Regions from separate parts of the Homo sapiens genome. Here region 2 is linked to region 1. Evidence: chromatin loops called from intact Hi-C (ENCODE). Cell type or tissue: mucosa of descending colon. All regions are shown on one strand. Links, peaks and the distances in the headings refer to the core of each region. The heading gives the core; the rest is flanking DNA. Region 1 overlaps LHX6 (LIM homeobox 6). Region 2 overlaps MRRF (mitochondrial ribosome recycling factor).

The links. Peaks named below come from ENCODE experiments on the same cell type or tissue, not always from the same donor. Only the 100,000 strongest peaks of a DNase experiment are listed, where the experiment ranks them.
Region 2: a loop joins it to region 1, with 4 times the contacts of the local background. A loop is called at or near these places in 2 of 110 quality-filtered maps.

Annotation. Positions count from the first base shown.
Region 1 is chr9:122,216,105-122,224,435 of GRCh38, reverse strand. It overlaps LHX6 (LIM homeobox 6), which reads left to right. Exons shown (of 10, transcript NM_014368.5): 5 at 7,148-7,368. Among named protein-coding and RNA genes, the nearest start is that of LHX6, 8.7 kb to the left of the region's middle. In mucosa of descending colon, for the core only: no CTCF peak of the experiment used is centred there; a DNase peak (open chromatin) is centred at 4,355.
Region 2 is chr9:122,280,596-122,288,926 of GRCh38, reverse strand. MRRF (mitochondrial ribosome recycling factor) reads right to left here. Exons shown (of 7, transcript NM_138777.5): 3 at 8,329-8,331; 4 at 3,640-3,758. Among named protein-coding and RNA genes, the nearest start is that of MRRF, 20 kb to the right of the region's middle. In mucosa of descending colon, for the core only: no CTCF peak of the experiment used is centred there; no DNase peak of the experiment used is centred there.

The sequences.
Region 1 (8,331 bases), core at 260-8,259:
TGTCCCATCTGAGTATTGGTTTGGCCAGGACAGGAAATGGAGGTTACAGTCACTGTCTAGCCACCTCCCTGCTCTAGGCCTGACTCCAGTTGGTATAAAACATGCCAGATGGGCCGGGTGTGGTGGCTCACACCTATAATCGCAGCACTTTGGGAGGCCAAGGCTGGTAGATCACAAGGTCAGGAGATCGAGACCATCCTGGCCAACATGGTGAAACCCATCTCTACTAAAAATACAAAACTTAGCCAGGTGTGGTGGCACGTGCCTGTAGTCCCAGCTACTCAGGAGGCTGAGGCAAGAGAATCACTTGAACCTGGGAGGCGGACATTGTGGTGAGCCAAGATCACGTCACTACACTCCAGCCTGGGTAACAGAGAGAGACTCTGTCTCAAAAAACAAACAAACAAACATACAAAAAAACATGCCAGATGATGCTTGGGGGCTCCTTGGATTCATCAGCTACTAAATTTAAGGTGCCAGCTTGGGAACCCAGCAGAATGGTGTCTGGGTCTCTCCCATAGACTAAGGCACCACTAGGACACCTCTCCTGGCTCTCCTAACAATAGATTTGGCAGTCTTATTCACTACTTGCCCAAATTTCTTTTCTACTTCTCCAGCCCTAGCCCATGCCCATGCTGGACTGAGCCTCCTTGGATACTGTGCTTTACTAGACCTTGAAACTAGTCAAAACACGGATCCTGACTCCACTGTTCAGAGCCTCCCCTTATTCTGGAGTTCTCTTCCTACTGCAATGGGGTAGAGAGTAGGGTGTGCAGCCACTGTGGGAAGAGGCAGGAGACTGGGCCCAGTCTGGCCAGTAGTGACCTTCGCAAGTTGCTGCTTCTCTCGGCCCTTAGTTCGCCCTTTCCAAGGCTGTCTCCCAGAGCTGCCAAAGAGGCCACTGTTGGGGGGAAGTCTCTATAAAGGCTCCCTAAATGGTGGTTGGTATGAATGCCTCGATTATCACTGTTGTCATCATTGGCAGGGTGGATGCTGGGCACAAGCCCATGATGGCATTTCCCCACGCAGCTTGAGGAGCAGAGCCTGCCTGGAGGGATGGGACTGGGCCATTTCTGGGCTGCAGGTTCTGAGCACTAATCTTTTTCCAATGACAAGAGCCCTGAAAGCAAAACTAAACCAGATTTCTGGTTAAGAAAATGGAGGCAGTAAAAGCTCACATTCCCTGGGTTGAGGGTAGAATTGTGGCTCTTCTGATCATTTCTCCCCCTGCAGGCATAACCCATCCCTGGCAGCCCCACCTGTAACAAAAATAATAAAACCCACAAAAAGGGAAAGAAAAAGCCGATCGAGTGCCAGGCAAGGACTATTGTCTGCACTGCACTGCAGCCCAAGCTCTGGGTGGCTGCTATGAGGAAGTTCTTCCTGGAGAGAGTGTGAATGGTGGCGTGGGAGGCAGAATTTTCCTCTAAGGAGCTGGGGCCCAGGGAGGGGTCACATGCTGAGGTTCTCTAGGCTTCTGTTTCCTGAAGCCCGGGGTCAAGGGTCTGGTAGGATGTGGACTGGAGCACTCTGCCCAAAGAGAGGCCAAGAGCTCCCAACGGGGCAAGGGGGAGGAAGGGAGTGGCCAAGGCCCCATGGAGGGGGAGCATGGAGATCCCATGGTCCTCTAACCTCTGGCATTTTCCCCAGGGAAGAGGGTCACCTAGGTTCTATCCCCCACCTTGTCCCTCCTTGACATCATCTTATAGACCCTCCTTCAGTCTCCATTGGCAGAGCTAGCACTGGTGGCTCAGGGAATTAAAGGTTAGGAAGGAACTCCAAGTTCACCAGGGAGAGGGTCTGCAAAGCTTAGAGAAGACATGGAGGTCCAGTGCTGCTCCTGGCTCATTTGCATTGTTGGGAGAGGTTGGTTCTCATTGGCTGCGTGTCCTTGGCCAGGCCACTGGACTCTGCCTCAGTTTCTCCAATTCACACTCTAAACAGGGTCCTTACCAACCCTTGTGCGTTTATCCAGATCTCTACCTCCCCTTACTCCCTGAGATTCCCAGCAGGAAAAAAAAATACCACCAGAAAAATGTGACAGGACTCTTAATTTCTTCACCTTTTGGTGAAGACCATTTTTCTTTCTGTTTTCTTCCAAAAATGGAAGAAAATTCTGGAGGAAGAATAGTGCTCCTTTCCGGGACATTCACATTTCCCCTGCTACCGACAACCATAGCCCCAGACATACCTGCAGCTGCTGCCCTACAATAGGGCATGGCCCGATCTGCAGTGCCCACCTGGCTCCCCCAGCCTGCTGGAACATCATGCCTGCTGTATAGTTGGGGAGACTAATGTCCTGGGAAAGTGCCATTGCTTACAGTGACACAGGACACCAGTCATCATAACGTATGGAGTTCTTGTCTAAGCCAGGAATTGGGCTAACCCTTTACCTGCTTTATCTCATTTAATTCTCAGGTCCACCTTGTGTGTATGATACTCTCATAATCCCACAGTATGGTGGCGTGGGGGTGGGATCGAGGAACTGAGGCCCTGAGAGATGAGGTCACAGGGCTAAGTGGTAGAGACTAGATAAGCCCTATAGCTGCCTGGCTCCGCCATCCCTGCCCCTAAACACCCCCATACTCTTCTATAGGTGAGATATATCAGCCACCCGTCTGTGCATCGTGGGGCCCCTCTCTGCTGATCCAAAGAGTCCCTGCCCAGTTTGGTTGGCACGCCCGCTGTGTTTTCTGATGTGTGGCTCCCTGGGTGATCTTGCAACACTTAGGCAGGAGTGACCTCAGAGGCCTGTGAATGGAGCACCTTTGTCAATATCAGGTCACTGCGGTCCCTGGCCCTCCTGCCTTCTGACAATGGGAGTGGGGAGTAAAGGGTTAACTGCTTCCCCTCGTGTTTATGGGGGTGGGGGTTCAGTGAGTGCCCTGGAGGCTAAAGTTCCTCTTCCCAGCTAGGCCCAAACGACTTCATGCAAGCCCCTAGCCTTCTCTGGCCCTCCGCCTTGAGCCCAAGCTCTGTCGCGGGCTCCAGCGGGAGAAGCCTACCCCCTCCCGCAAAGCGAGGGTCCCAGGGGAAGCGCAGAGCGGGAAGCGGCCCCCCACCGCGGCAGAGAGCGGCCCAGCGGCGGCCAGCTGTTGGGGGACAGATGTTGGGGGAGCCGAGAGGGGAGCTGGGGGAGGAGCCTCGGGGCCGGGACCTCCGAGAAGCGGTCGTTTTAACCTCTTAATTGCTGGTTCTGGGTTTTTTTTCCCCCTCTGGCTTCTTCCCCTACGGGTTTACCTAGAAGGGAAGGAGCAGAGAGAATAGGTAGGGCCCCACCTCCAACCCACCTTGTTCGCCTCACAGGATCTAAAGCCTTCAAGAAGGTCTTGAACCTAAAATAAGTGAACCTCCGTTTGAGTTTCGGCCTCTCGGCTCAATAGCTTGGTAACTAACATTGGCGTTTCCACTCTGAGGTTTGGTTTCCTTGTACAGAAAAGGGGTAGCTTAATAGTGGGAGAAGGGGTCGAGGTGAAACTCAGATGGGCTCTTTCGTTGAGGCTCATTCATCCAACAAATAATTACCAAGCGCTTACTAGGTATCCAGCATAGTAGGCTGGGAAAGTGAGTCTGACTTGGTCAAGGGCGCAGGGCTCCCTTCATATAACCACGAGTACCCAGATATCTCTGCTCTCCTTTCAGGGGGTAGAGGGCACTGCGGTGCGCGACGCCCACCTTACTCTTTTTAGCAGTTGCCAGGATGAGCAGTAACACCTCTCCCCAAAGCGCCGCGCATCCTTTGCACCTAGGTCCTTCACACGCCGGGATCCAGGGACGCAAGGCCCGGACCTCACAGCAAGGCTGGGGTGGCAGTGGACACACCCCCTAATCCCTTTGGTGCTCTGGTGGCAGTTCCTGCACATCTGTTTCTTGAAGTTTCGTTGTCTCCGCCGCCGATTTCGCTGTGTCTGGAATCCAGTGGCTCCGGCCTCGCAGCCCGCCTGGGAAGGAGTCTGTCGTTCTGTCGGAGCCTGGATCGATAAGCCTCCTCGCGCCCTTCGTGCTGCTGACTCCTGTCCTGGGTGAGGGACACGCTGCAGGGCAGTCTGCAATGCAACCAAACCTACATAATCCCCCCTAACCCCACCTCAAGGATCTGGCGCGAGGACGATTTCGTAAACTGAGCTGAGCCACGAGGAGCACAGGAGGATCCTAGAGCTGGGACAGCTTCCAGCATTTCGGGAGACACGCGGAGCATGAGAAAGTTGCTGAGAGTTCACTAGCGGCGCCTACCTCGGACCAAGGGTATGAGGACACTGTGACTGACCTACCTGTGTAGGCGCAGAACGGACTCGGGCGTCGGGGACTCGCGGGACAGGAAGATCGCGGTGCGCGGAGAGTCTTTGACGTGTCCCTGGCCAAGGGGGAAAGAATCCCACGAGCCAAGCGCACAGAAGGCTCAGCCGCTCTTGCCCGGCTTCTGATGGCCATGACCTTTCCTGCTCCGGCTCTGTCCGCTCCCTGAGGACGCACTCACCGCCTTCTCCAGGAGCGTGGGCCCTTGGCCCCGCGCTGGAGATTCCAGAATCAGCGGCCCGGAGAGAGGACGCGGCGCTGCCAGACCAGCCCCGCTTCCTGTTCATCCATGCGGGATTCCAGCTTTCCTCGTCGCCAGTCCAGTTGCTCCGCAGGTTCTAGGTACTTTTTGCACCTTGGAGGGGGTCTCAACCCCAGCCTCATACCCTGTGGAGTTTCCGGCAAATCACTCGCCGGCTCTGAACCTTCGATTCCTCCTATGAAAACCGGATGCCAGAGTCCCCACCTCACCGGGTTGCGACGAAGCCGAGGTGGCGCAACGTTGAGGCCCAGGACCCCGGCCCGTAGTAAGGTCTCTACGCGCGGCTGGGCTCCCCCTCCTCCCGCAGCACAAATAATCGGAAGCCAGCCTCCCCTCAGAGGCCAGAAAGTGCTCCCAATCCGGATACCACCAGCCGGGTGGCGGAACCCGGGGTCGGCTCTTCGAGGGGGAGTAGGCTGGGTTGGGCAAAGCTGTTTCCTCTCCCCTTTACTGCGGGACGGGGAACAGAGACCGTGGTCTGGGCTGGGCACTCCGCTGGGGAAGCCGCGTTTCCGAGGTCCGGAACCGCCTGTGCTTAGGGGAGCGGTGGATTCAACGAAGGTGCTCTGCGCCTCCTGAGGGAACCGCGCCGCCTGCGGAAGGGTCCTGTCGCGCTCCTCGTTGGAGACAGTAGGGTTGGGGTTGAATCTGCGAGCGGAGACTGGCAGAAGCCTCTGGGCTCCTGCACTCAGTCCAACCCAACGCTGTTTTTTTCAACTGACAGTTGCTTGAATTTGCCAAGGCAGGCAGGCTGTAACCAGAGCCTTTTTGCCGGACTGTTTCCTCCGTGCACACACAAGCGATTCCGAATGCTCCCCCGGGTGGAGGGGTGCCCGCCCTGGGGACGCAGAGGCAAATCTTCTTGGTCCCCCACACCCAACCCCGGGACCCCAACTCTGGGAAGGTGGAAGGGGTGGAAGAGAAGAGCCAGAAACGAAACATTTACAAACCAGTGTGGTCAGCGCTGAGAGAGCGGTGCAGGGTGCCGTGGGACTCTGGGGGAGGGTAGGTCAGTGCAAAGGCCTGGGGGTGGGAAAGTGCTTCAGAGGAGGCCATAAAGACCTGGGAGTGACCTTCCATTGTGGCTGACTGGGACACATGCCTGGATGGTGGGGCGGCATATCTTGAAGGTTAGGGAGGAGATGGGCCTGAAGAGGATGTGGTCGCTTGGGTTTTGCAAACCCCAAGGGTTTTGGACCAGATCCTGAGGGTAGAGTGGAGCCACCATAGGATTGTAAGCAAGGCAGAAACAGGATTTCATGTGCATGCTGGAAACTTTGCTTTGACTGCTCTGTGGAGGATGGGTTGGCAGGGGCGAGACTGGAAACAGGGAGACCGGGGAGGAGGTTGACAGTGAGGGTTGCATGATGGGAGCCTGGCCTAGGAGGGCAACAGTGGAGATGGTGAGAAGGAGATGGATCCCAGAGATACTTGGGAAACAGAACCAACAGCATCGATGATTGGCTGGATGAGGGGTTGAGGAGAGAGAGGAGTGCATGATTATGATTTTCAAGCTTCAGGGGCTGGGTAAGTGGTGGCACCATTCTCTGAAATAGAGGGTGTACCAGAGGAAACAGGCTGCTAGGGTTGGGACAGAGTCACAGGTGAGTCATCCACTTTAAAGAACACACTTTCCCTGGTGCCCGGGATCAGGCCCTGGGCTGACTTCTGGGATGGAGTAAACCAGACTCCGCTGCCTCCTGGAGGGGCTTCCAGTCTGGTGTTGGAGGCAGCTGCACCCAAATTGCCAGACTACAAAACCAGAAGGGAGAAGGAGAAGTCGTAGAATCAAGGAAGGCTTGAGGGGCAAGAAGACATTCGATCTGGGCTTTTTATTTTTATTTTTGTCTTTTTAACATTTGGTATTATTAATAGAATGTCACAGGCTCCAGAGGGACTTGCTGGGTACTTAGCCAACTGCAAAGCACTAAACAAACAGTAGTAGTCATTGCTGTTGTCATCTAGTTCAGTGCAGGACAAGGAAAACGAGAACTCAGAGTTAAACAGTTTGCCTAGTGTCACAAAGCCAGTAAGTGCTTATCTGTCTGTTCATCTAAGAAACTGCACTTCTGTACAGCTGGCGCTATAGCTTATATTCATCTCTGGAGCAGGATCGCTAGGGTTCCTATCATTGCAAGCGGTGTGACCTCCTGCAAGTTACTTTACCTCTCTAGTCCCCATTTTCCTCACCTGCAAAATGAGGATTAATTGGGATAATCAATGTAAAACAATTAGAATCTTGCTGGGCAAGTGGTAAGTGCTCAACAACTTGCTTATTATTACTATTATTGTGTTTTTTCTAACTTGTGATGTATTTTTAACAAACAAATTAATATGCAAATATAAGTGACCATCGTAGAAAATTTGGAAAATTCAGAAAAACACCAAGAAGAAAATAAAAATCACCCACCAGTTCATCTCCTAGGTGGGACTAGGTGTAGAGTGTTGTTGCGTCCAAGCTAAGGCTAATGCCTGAGTTGAAGACTTAGAGGCCAGGAGCCTGGGGGCTGGCGGGCCATTGGGTGGTGGAAGGAGGAAGGTTGGCCTGTCTGAGTCTCGACACCCCGTGCCTGTCCTCTCGACCTGCAGCCGATTCGGGACCAAGTGTGCCCGGTGCGGCCGACAGATCTACGCCAGCGACTGGGTGCGGAGAGCTCGCGGCAACGCCTACCACCTGGCCTGCTTCGCCTGCTTCTCGTGCAAGCGCCAGCTGTCCACTGGTGAGGAGTTCGGCCTGGTCGAGGAGAAGGTGCTCTGCCGCATCCACTACGACACCATGATTGAGAACCTCAAGAGGGCCGCCGAGAACGGTACCCAACCTGCTCCGCCTGGCACCTCTGCCCCCAGCCCTTTCCCACCCCACCCCACCCCAGCACCCCAGGAACCACCCACACTCCTCTACCGATTGGGCCCTCCCGGTATAGTCCCGCAGGCAGCGTAGGGGTGGGGCGGCGAACAGATCTTGCACTTCCGGGTCGATCTTTTGCTTAGGAGTCAGAAGTCACTGCCCTCCTTTGTAACTATGTTTCCTTATCAGTAAAATGGCGTTAACAACAGAACACCTTCCCAAAGATAGATGAGCTAGCTGATGTGTTGTAAAGCCAGGAGGCACTCAGTGAACCCTAGAGATGGTTCTCATAATCGGGCAGCCTACTCCACCTTTGGACAGCTCTCATTGGCCTGGGGGCTCATCCCCTCCGGTTGCCTGGGACCAGGCTTGGGCCAGTCCTGGAGAGATGACTTGGCTCCCATTCTCCCATTTCCTATCCTAGCAGCTCCAAGCCAGAGGTTTGAGGAAGGGTTTTCATCCTGGACCAGGGTCTCTAACTATAAGGGGAAAGGACCAGGTTTCTGAGTCTGGAGACCAGGCTCTCCCATACTGTGTTGACATATGAGGTTTCCTTTTCTCTCTGGGCCTCAGTCCCTACATCTGTGCAAGACAGATACTGGACTAGAATGATCCCTAAATCTCTTCTGGCTCTGACATTGTGATTCCCCAGATTGCCCAGGAACAAGATCCAGGTCTTCCACGGATCCTGGGGACAGGGTCACAGATGGGATGGAGCTGGGAAAGGGCAGTGCTTGGCTGTGGGCAGAGGCAGGGACTCTTTCTCTAATTTCCCTGTTAGGGTCTGTGAAAGCTGCTAACTTCTCTGTAACAGGGATTATTTTATGTAATCCTTACAACAGCCCTAGGAAGTAGGTGGCACGGCCCCATTTTACAGAAGAAGAAACAGGATTTGCCAAAAATTACATACTAGTAGATTTGCCTA
Region 2 (8,331 bases), core at 21-8,020, 65 kb before region 1:
AACTAACTGGTTGTGGCTGCTTGGAGTAGAGTGTTGAGAAAAATCACAAATCTCATCTGGGCGTCAGGCAGAGAAGAGTGATGTGATCAATTAGTAGTGTCTGCCTTTGTTATTCTAAGCTAATCTGTGCTAAATAGCAACAACAACAAAAAAATAAGACTTTTGTAGACAGGTGAACAAGTCCTTGAGAATTTAAATTCAAGTCAACTCTGCTAGTGCCATATCAATTACTGGCCTTCCATTTTCTTCATATCCCAGTAAGTCCTTAGAATGTAGTCTATGAAAGTAGACACATAGTCTGTCTTAATAATCAGTGAATTCCCAGCACCTCAAATAGAAACTAATCACTTGCAAGGACTCAAAAAATATGTGCTGAATTAACAAACGAATGGTGAAAGGAGCACAGGCTTTTTCACATCCAACAGAGATATGTTCAAATCCTGGCTCTGTCACAACAGTGTAAACCTAGTGGAAATATTTTACTGCTTTGAGTCTCAGTTTCCTCATCTATAAAATGAAATAAATAATGCCTAATTTTACAGAGTACCTGTACTGATCATAGGAAACAAAACATGAGAAAGAGACTAGCAACAAAGCAGACAATCAATACACATTCATTTTCTTCCTTCCGCAAGAGCAATAATGGTGCCTGCAGAGTTGTGCGTGGTTTTTTATTTTTATTTTTTTTCATTTGGCTTGTTTTGTTCAAATCATGCTGTGGTTTTTATTCCCTTCTTTTCTTTCCCATCATTAACTCTAGCTGCAGGCAAGTTTATGGAAGGCAGCAACTATGTGTATCATTTATCAAGCAGGACACATGTTAAACAAATGCAACACAGTTTTCTGTCTTCAATGCATTCAAAAAGATCATGCATGTAAATCTGCATCGTGTCACTACAGCATGACACGGAAATGCTCAGGTTTGGAAAGAAAGCCAACTGTATGTGAAACAGAAATTACATAAACACAGGATTAGCTCAGCATTTTAAAGCTATGAACCTGGGTACTCTACGGTCAGCTTCGAAGCTGGAGGAAGGAAATCTTTAGTTAGAGCTATTTGTTTAATATATACAACAGACGAGATAAAGGAATTCAAAAGACAATGTAACTCACACTTCCTCATTCTGTTCCTGTAAATGAACCTCTCTACTGATATACTTGTAAGGATTTTTTCAAAACCCATGGAATTTCAACTTGAACAAATGGCAAAGATGTCTGAGTTGAAAAATGAAGATATACCCCAACTTCCTAAGAAAAAATTAAGCTGTTAATATCTCCTCCTGCTTCATAAGATGCTCTGGTGGCCAATCAGGTGCTTCTTCTGTGAATGCCATTTGCTATTTAATAAAAGAAGTGGCTGGCTCTGAAAAGCAATCTGCCTGATGAGGTCTTCAAGCTGTGTAATTAGGAGGCTATTCCCTAAATTGGCCCACAGTGCCTACGGGATTAGATGAACAAGGAGGAGAGGCCTCAGTGGTTCAGAGGGGCCCAGAAAGAGAAACAGTTGACAGTTCCCTTTTCATCAATTTCTCTGTTCCTCACTAACATCAGAAATGAGTGCCTCCCTTTTATCAACCTAATAACAGGTATTCATCCATTCAAGGAAAATTTACCAAATGGTGCCATGTGCCAGGCACTGTTTGGTGTTGGACACAATGAGCAAATTAGACATTCCTACATTCCAAGCTTACACTCTAGTAAAAGTGAGATGAAAAATAAATGTGTACACAAATGTACACTAGTAATAAGTGCAATAAAGAAAAAGAATTGTGCTGTATAGGAGAACTTAGTGTGGAAGAATAATTTAGATTGGAGAGGTCAGGAAAGGCTTCCTTAAGAAAGTGACGTTTAAGCCATGATCCAAAATATAAGTAGCAATTAGCCATGCAACAGTGTTCCATGCAATGGGAACAGGATATGCAAAGGCTCTAAGGATGCAAAGGGTTTGGTGTGTTTGAGGAACTGAAAGACCAATGTGGCTAAAGCATTGTACAAGGATGACAGTGGCACAAGACTGGCAAAACTGAAAAAACAGAGGCAAGATCAAGCAAAGCCATCTAGGCCATAATGAAGATTTTGGACTGTTTCTTGGCCACAGTGAGGATTTTGGACTGTTTCTTAAAGATTGCTAGAAGCCACCAATAAAGGCAAAGCATGGGAATGACAACTGACAAAATCTTTTATACATATATTTTTTTTTCCTTGTTTATTTAAGATACAAGGTCTTGCTCTGTCACCCAGGCTGCAGTGCAGTGGCATGATCATAGCTCACTGCAGCTTCAAACTCCCGGACTCAAGCGGTCCTTCCACTGCAGTTTCCTGAGTAGCTAGCACTACAGGTGTGTGCCATCACACCTCACTAATTTTTTTATTTTTGAAATTTTTGTAGAGCCAGGGTTTCACTATGTTGCCCTGGCTGGTCTTGAACTCCTGGCTTCAAGTGATCCTCTAACCTTAACCTCCCAAAGTGCTGGGATTACAGGCATGAGCCACCACGCCTGGCACAATATATATTTTTCAAAAACTCATTCTGGTTATAGTATGGAGAATGGAGTAGGGGAGTGGTAACAGCACACCCACAGGTGTGCCTGGCCCATTAGCTATCAGAGCCCTTTGATTTGAAACAGTGTGTTCACAGCAAGGGCTTTCCCTTTCTCCTATCTCTAGCCTAGTTTGTCAAATACAACAGGTCCAACCTTGGTCTATGACTTTGGAATACAACTACTGAAATAGACAATAAGAACAGGAGGATTCCTTCACCTTATATTAGCAGATGAGGAAATGGAGGCCCAGAGAGTGAAGCAACTTGCCCAAGGTCAAACAGCCAGTTGGTGGTAGAGATGGGACCGGATTCCAGGTACTCTAAGACTCCTAATCCAGGCCAATTCCTAGTGGACCAATAACAAAAAGCCCAATTACCTTCTTCAACTACACTTAAAATCATAAAGCTTCAAAGATGCAATGACCTAATACAACCCACCTTCCAGTTTTGGAAGCACTGTGCTCCATGCAATATTCTGCAATGGTCAGTCTAGTATAAAAGGACTTCCTGGAGGGTCTGCTCCAAATACTAATGCAGAGGTCACAAATTGGTGGCCCTCAGGCCACATTTGGCCCATTAAAGTATTGTTTTATTTGCTTCATAGTCTTTAAAAAAAAAACTCAATTAGTCATCAACATTTACAGAATAAAGATGTCACATAAAAATTTGTGTTACTAGCTTCTTCTGGAAATAAAAATCGTAGTATCAGGTAACACTGATTACCAGGCCTACATTGTGCCTGGCAATGATCAGCAGGAGCTGGGCAGAGGCATTCCACTCACACAAGGTACAGGCTCTCCAGCTCACCAGAGCCTTTTCACGCTGGCCAAGCACCAATCACTGCATCTCCAGTATTGTTTTTCTTAGATGGGACCCGTTTGGGTATTCAAACAACTTACCTAGCCTCTGTAGCATCTGAGTTTAACAGAAAAGGAATCTGGCAACAGGAAAAGAGCTTTGCCTTATCCTTAAGTTCTCTTTATTATGTCTTCTCTCTTGTTTCATCCTAAGCTGAAGGAACACTTCCTCCTGATATGACCCAGTCTCCTCCATTCCAAAAGAGACCACGGAGAGAGATTTTAGCAAGGCCATCTTACCTCTGGGAAGCTGGCCATATTCACCAAAATCAGCTGTGGCGACTTCATGGAGATCTGGCTAATCTGGTTTAAAGCAAGCTTCCCGTCAGCAGTTACCACAGCAATCTTGTCAAGGGATCCTAAAAGAAAAATTACAGAGTTTTAGAATTCCAAAGAACCTTAGTAGCCCCAAATCTAAGTCCTATCTAATTCAGATTCAGGTTGGATGCAGTGGCTCATGCCTGTTATCCCAGAGCTTTGGGAGTGAAGTGGGAGGAATGCTTGAGGGCAGTAGTTTGAGACCAACCTGCGCAAAACAGCAAGACCACATCTCTACAAAAACATTTTTTTTTAATTAGCAGGTATGGTGGCATGTGCCTGGAAGATGAGCTACTCAGCAATGAGGCTGAGGTGGGAGGATTGCTCAAACCCAAGAGGTAGAGGTTACAGTGAGCCGTACTGGCCACTGCACTCCACCCTAGGCAACAGAGTGAGATCTTGTCTCAAAATAATAATAATAATTCAGATTCAACAAACATTTAGGGATTCTTATCAATGTGACAAGAGTGTACAAGGGGCTTTCACAGGAACAGCAGTATCGTGATAGAAAAGCTTGAAATGTTGACAGAACTAAGTTGGAATTCATCACCAGCAACTAGGGTGGCCAACCATCCTGGTTTGCCTGGAGCTGAAGAATTTTCTGTGACAGGGCTTTTAGAACTAAAACTGGAAACAGCTGATCACCCTCACAAGCAACTCTGTCATTTACTTGCTATGAAACCTCAGGTGAGTTATTTATCTTCTCTGTGCCTTGGTTTCCAATTCAGTCAAAAAATAACTACCTTAGAGGATTAGAGTGAGGACTGTACCTCTTACTATCCCTTTTAGTCCTTACAACAACCCTGTAACACTGCATTATTACCCCCACTTTACAGATGAGGAAATAAGACTTGGGAAGAATAAACAGGCCAAGATCATAGGGGTAACAAGAGGAAAAACAAGAGCCAAGACCCAAACTCAGGTGTGCTTAATTCTGATTTCAGTCAAGGCTCTTTCCCTTACAAATGGAACTCAAATCCGGCTGTGCATCAGAATCACCAGGGAGCTTTGAAAATTAGATTCCTGGGCCCCACCCTGGAGAGATCCTGATTCTGCAGAGGCTTCGGAGCCTGTGATTTGGGGAAGCTTGTAATTTTTTTTTTAGGTTCACCACATTATTCTGACACAGCCAGATTTGGAACCATTTGCTTATACGACCCTTCATTTTGGTACTTAGATCCCCTTTAGAACTAGCCCATTAAACAAACAACAACAACAACAACAACAACAACAACAACAACAAAACTATTAACATTTTCCTATTATCCTGGATATAATCTTTATCTGCATCTAAATTCTGGAAAACCCTGGGAAAAATTTTCAAAAATGGCAAGAAGGCAAGCAATAAAGCCACAGTTACAGATGGAAAAGAGGCATTATTCAAACTCCCTTATTTCCCATGCAAATGAGAACTAGAAGAAAAACCTTACTATTCACAGTAGGAACCACTCAAGGATGGCTCATTCTGAGACACAAAGAGAAAAGGGGGGAAATGGAGTCTTAAACAAATTGGAGTTGTCCTGGCAATATGTTGTTAGAATAATGCAGTACCATACTGTGGCCCAAAGATCTGATTTGAGATACTCAACCAGATTCAATGTCATCATAAGACAGAAGGTTGCTGACAGCAGTGGCTTCAACCTGGAAAAGTCCGGGAGGTATAATGGTAAAAGTCTTTGTTATTCTGAAGACCAATTACCTGAGTTCAAATACCAATTCTGCCACTTTCTGATTGTGTGACCATGGGTAGACCCCCTTCAGCCTTCTTGGCCTGTTTCCTGATTTCTAAATGGGACATAAAAATTGTACTTATATCTCACCGGGTACAGTGGCTCACGCCTGTAATCCCAGCACTTTGGGAGGCTGAGGCGGGTGGATCACGAGGTCAGGAGTTTGAGACCAGCCTGGCCAACATAGTGAAACCTTGTCTCTACTAAAAATACAAAAAATTAGCTGGGCATGGTGGTGGGCACCTATAATCCCAGCTAGTTGGGAGGCTGAGGCAGGAGAATCGCTTGAACCCGGGAGAAGGAGGTTGCAGTGAGCCGAGATCGCGCCATTGCACTCCACTCCTGGCGACAGTGCAAGACTCTGACTCCAAAAAAAAAAAAAAAAAATTGTACTTATATTTCATGGGGTTTTTATGAATACTAAATGACAGAATGTAGGAAAAGCATTTAAACTGTGTCCCACTAAATGCTGACTATTATTACTTCTTGACATTCTGTGTTTTAATTTCTCTAATACACTCTAATATTCTCTAATAAACTCTGTTCTGTCTTGCTTCAGGACCCTTGCATATATTTTTCCTTCTACTGAGAACACTCTTCTCTGTTCAGATAAATCCTGCTCATTCCTTAACAGTCAGATACAGTGGCATCTAATCTCAGTAATCTTGTCTGATCTCCTAGGCTGGACTATAAACCCCTTTTACAAGCCCCCAGCATCCAAGCACATTTCCATAATAATAATTGCCTATATTTACTGAATACTTCCTATAAGCAAGACATCATGATAAATGCTTTCTATAATGTATTTGCTGTCAATATCATATTAACTCTATGAGATAGTTATTATTATTTCTACCTTATAGACAAGGACACTGAGGCATACAGAGTAACTTGCCCAAGATCACAACAGCTCTTAATGGAACCTGAATTCAAACCCAGGTCTGACCAACTCCAAGTCATTTGGTCTTCACCACTCAGCTTTGCTGTATAGTTTTATACATGTTGGTTTACTTGTTTGACCCTTCACATCAGGTTCTAGGCTTCTGGAAGGTGGGGACAATATATTTTCTCTCTGTATCCACAGCACATATTAATCAGCACAGAAAAAGTGCTCAATAATGCTTTGACGATAAATCAATGTATGCATGGACGGATGAAAGGGAAGAGGACAACAATGAATAAACAAATAAACCTGTATCTAGACAACTGTTAAAAGGTGTCAGTTATCTGGGAGATAGAAATTGCTGTGAGAAAGAGGAAAAGGTAGGGGGAAAAGTACCTGTTGGTTCAGATGGTAATGAAAGATAAAACGGAACAATCTGGCAAAAGAGACTAGTTAAGTTTAGTCTGTTTCACCCAGTCTCTTCATGGCCCCAAATTCTATACAGAACGTTAAACAAACATAATCCTGAAGAGAAAGGAAAGAGGAAATACCAACAGGAGGCCTTTTGAAATGGATCTTAATTCAGTCTTCCTGATTTGCCATGAGATCCTTTGCCACAGAAGTCCCAACACAGGCTTTTCAGAATGCAATTGTGGTGGTTACCATTCCTAAATCCGTATCGACATAATGCATCAAATCCTTTTCCCTCAATCTGTCCCCAGCGAGAATCTCCCTCAGCCTCATTCCTGCCCCTCATTTTCTCAGAGGTTAACATTTAACAAATTACACTCCCAACCTCTTTCCAGGCCCATCATCTTTTTAAGTTCAACAAGAGTGGAGCTTGCTGGCTAATTTTAAGTATCACATTTCTCCCTGAGCTCCTCTCAAACTGCTCTCTGGTTTCGGCTGCAGAATGTTAACAGGCCAGAAAACACAGGGGAGACAGAGCACTTTATCAGTTTCATACCTAAAATAATAAGCAAGTTTAAAATAAACAGTTGAGAGAGATTGAATGGCACGCTCTACTGTCAGCAAAGGCAGAAATGCCCCAGCCCAAAGGTTGACAAGTGACGGGAACAGTCTTCTAGTTTCACACTGGATCTCATCTCTGAACTCGGTAATGTTTCTGATAGTGTTTATAAGTGGAGCTGTATTTTTCACTTGGTTTTCTTAAGAGCGAAATATTTCTAGTTTTCTTATGAACTATCCTAATCAAGATGTGAGTAGAAGCAGCCCAAGCTCCCACAGGTACCTTAAGAGAGGGGTCCCAGGTTTGACTTTAGGATGATGACAATTTGCAAAAGCCTAATTTAACAGCAACTGGATTTTTCCTGCCTGCTTGCACCATCAGCTGACAACTCACTTCTCCATCACATCTGCAAACAGTTGGCCTAGACAGTTCTGACATTTCCCACTTAGAAAAGCCACTTTCAGGAAGTTATTAACCCAAACGGAATCTTCCTGGTCAAGCTCAGGGGTATAGAAATGCCTCACGTGGGCAGGTCTGTATTCATTTGGTTCCCAGTAAGGGATAAGAACTGCCAAACAGGACAAATTGGAAAAATCGGACCAAAGATGTCAGTTACTATGAGACTAAATACCTAGATGTGTTTATAGTACATTCATAATAAAAATCTCATTTTTCTGAGAGTCTAATTCCATGATAGCAAAGACAATACCTATTTTTGTTTACTACTATGCACTAGCACAATGCCTAGTTCCAAAGTAGACAAAAATTTGCAGCATGGATAAATAAATGTAGTGTTAACTATGCGCCAGGCACTATGCTAGAACCATAATACGTTACCTCATTTATTTTAACTACCACCCCAAAGCTGTAAGTTAAGAATCAAACAAGAAAACCGAGGACCAGAAAAGCAAAGTAACTGCCCATGGCCACCAGTTAGTAAATGGCAAAGCTGGGACTAAAACTCAACTCTGCCAAACCCATGCTCTTTCCATTACATCCCTCCCCAGAACATTGGTTCAGTCACTAACCTG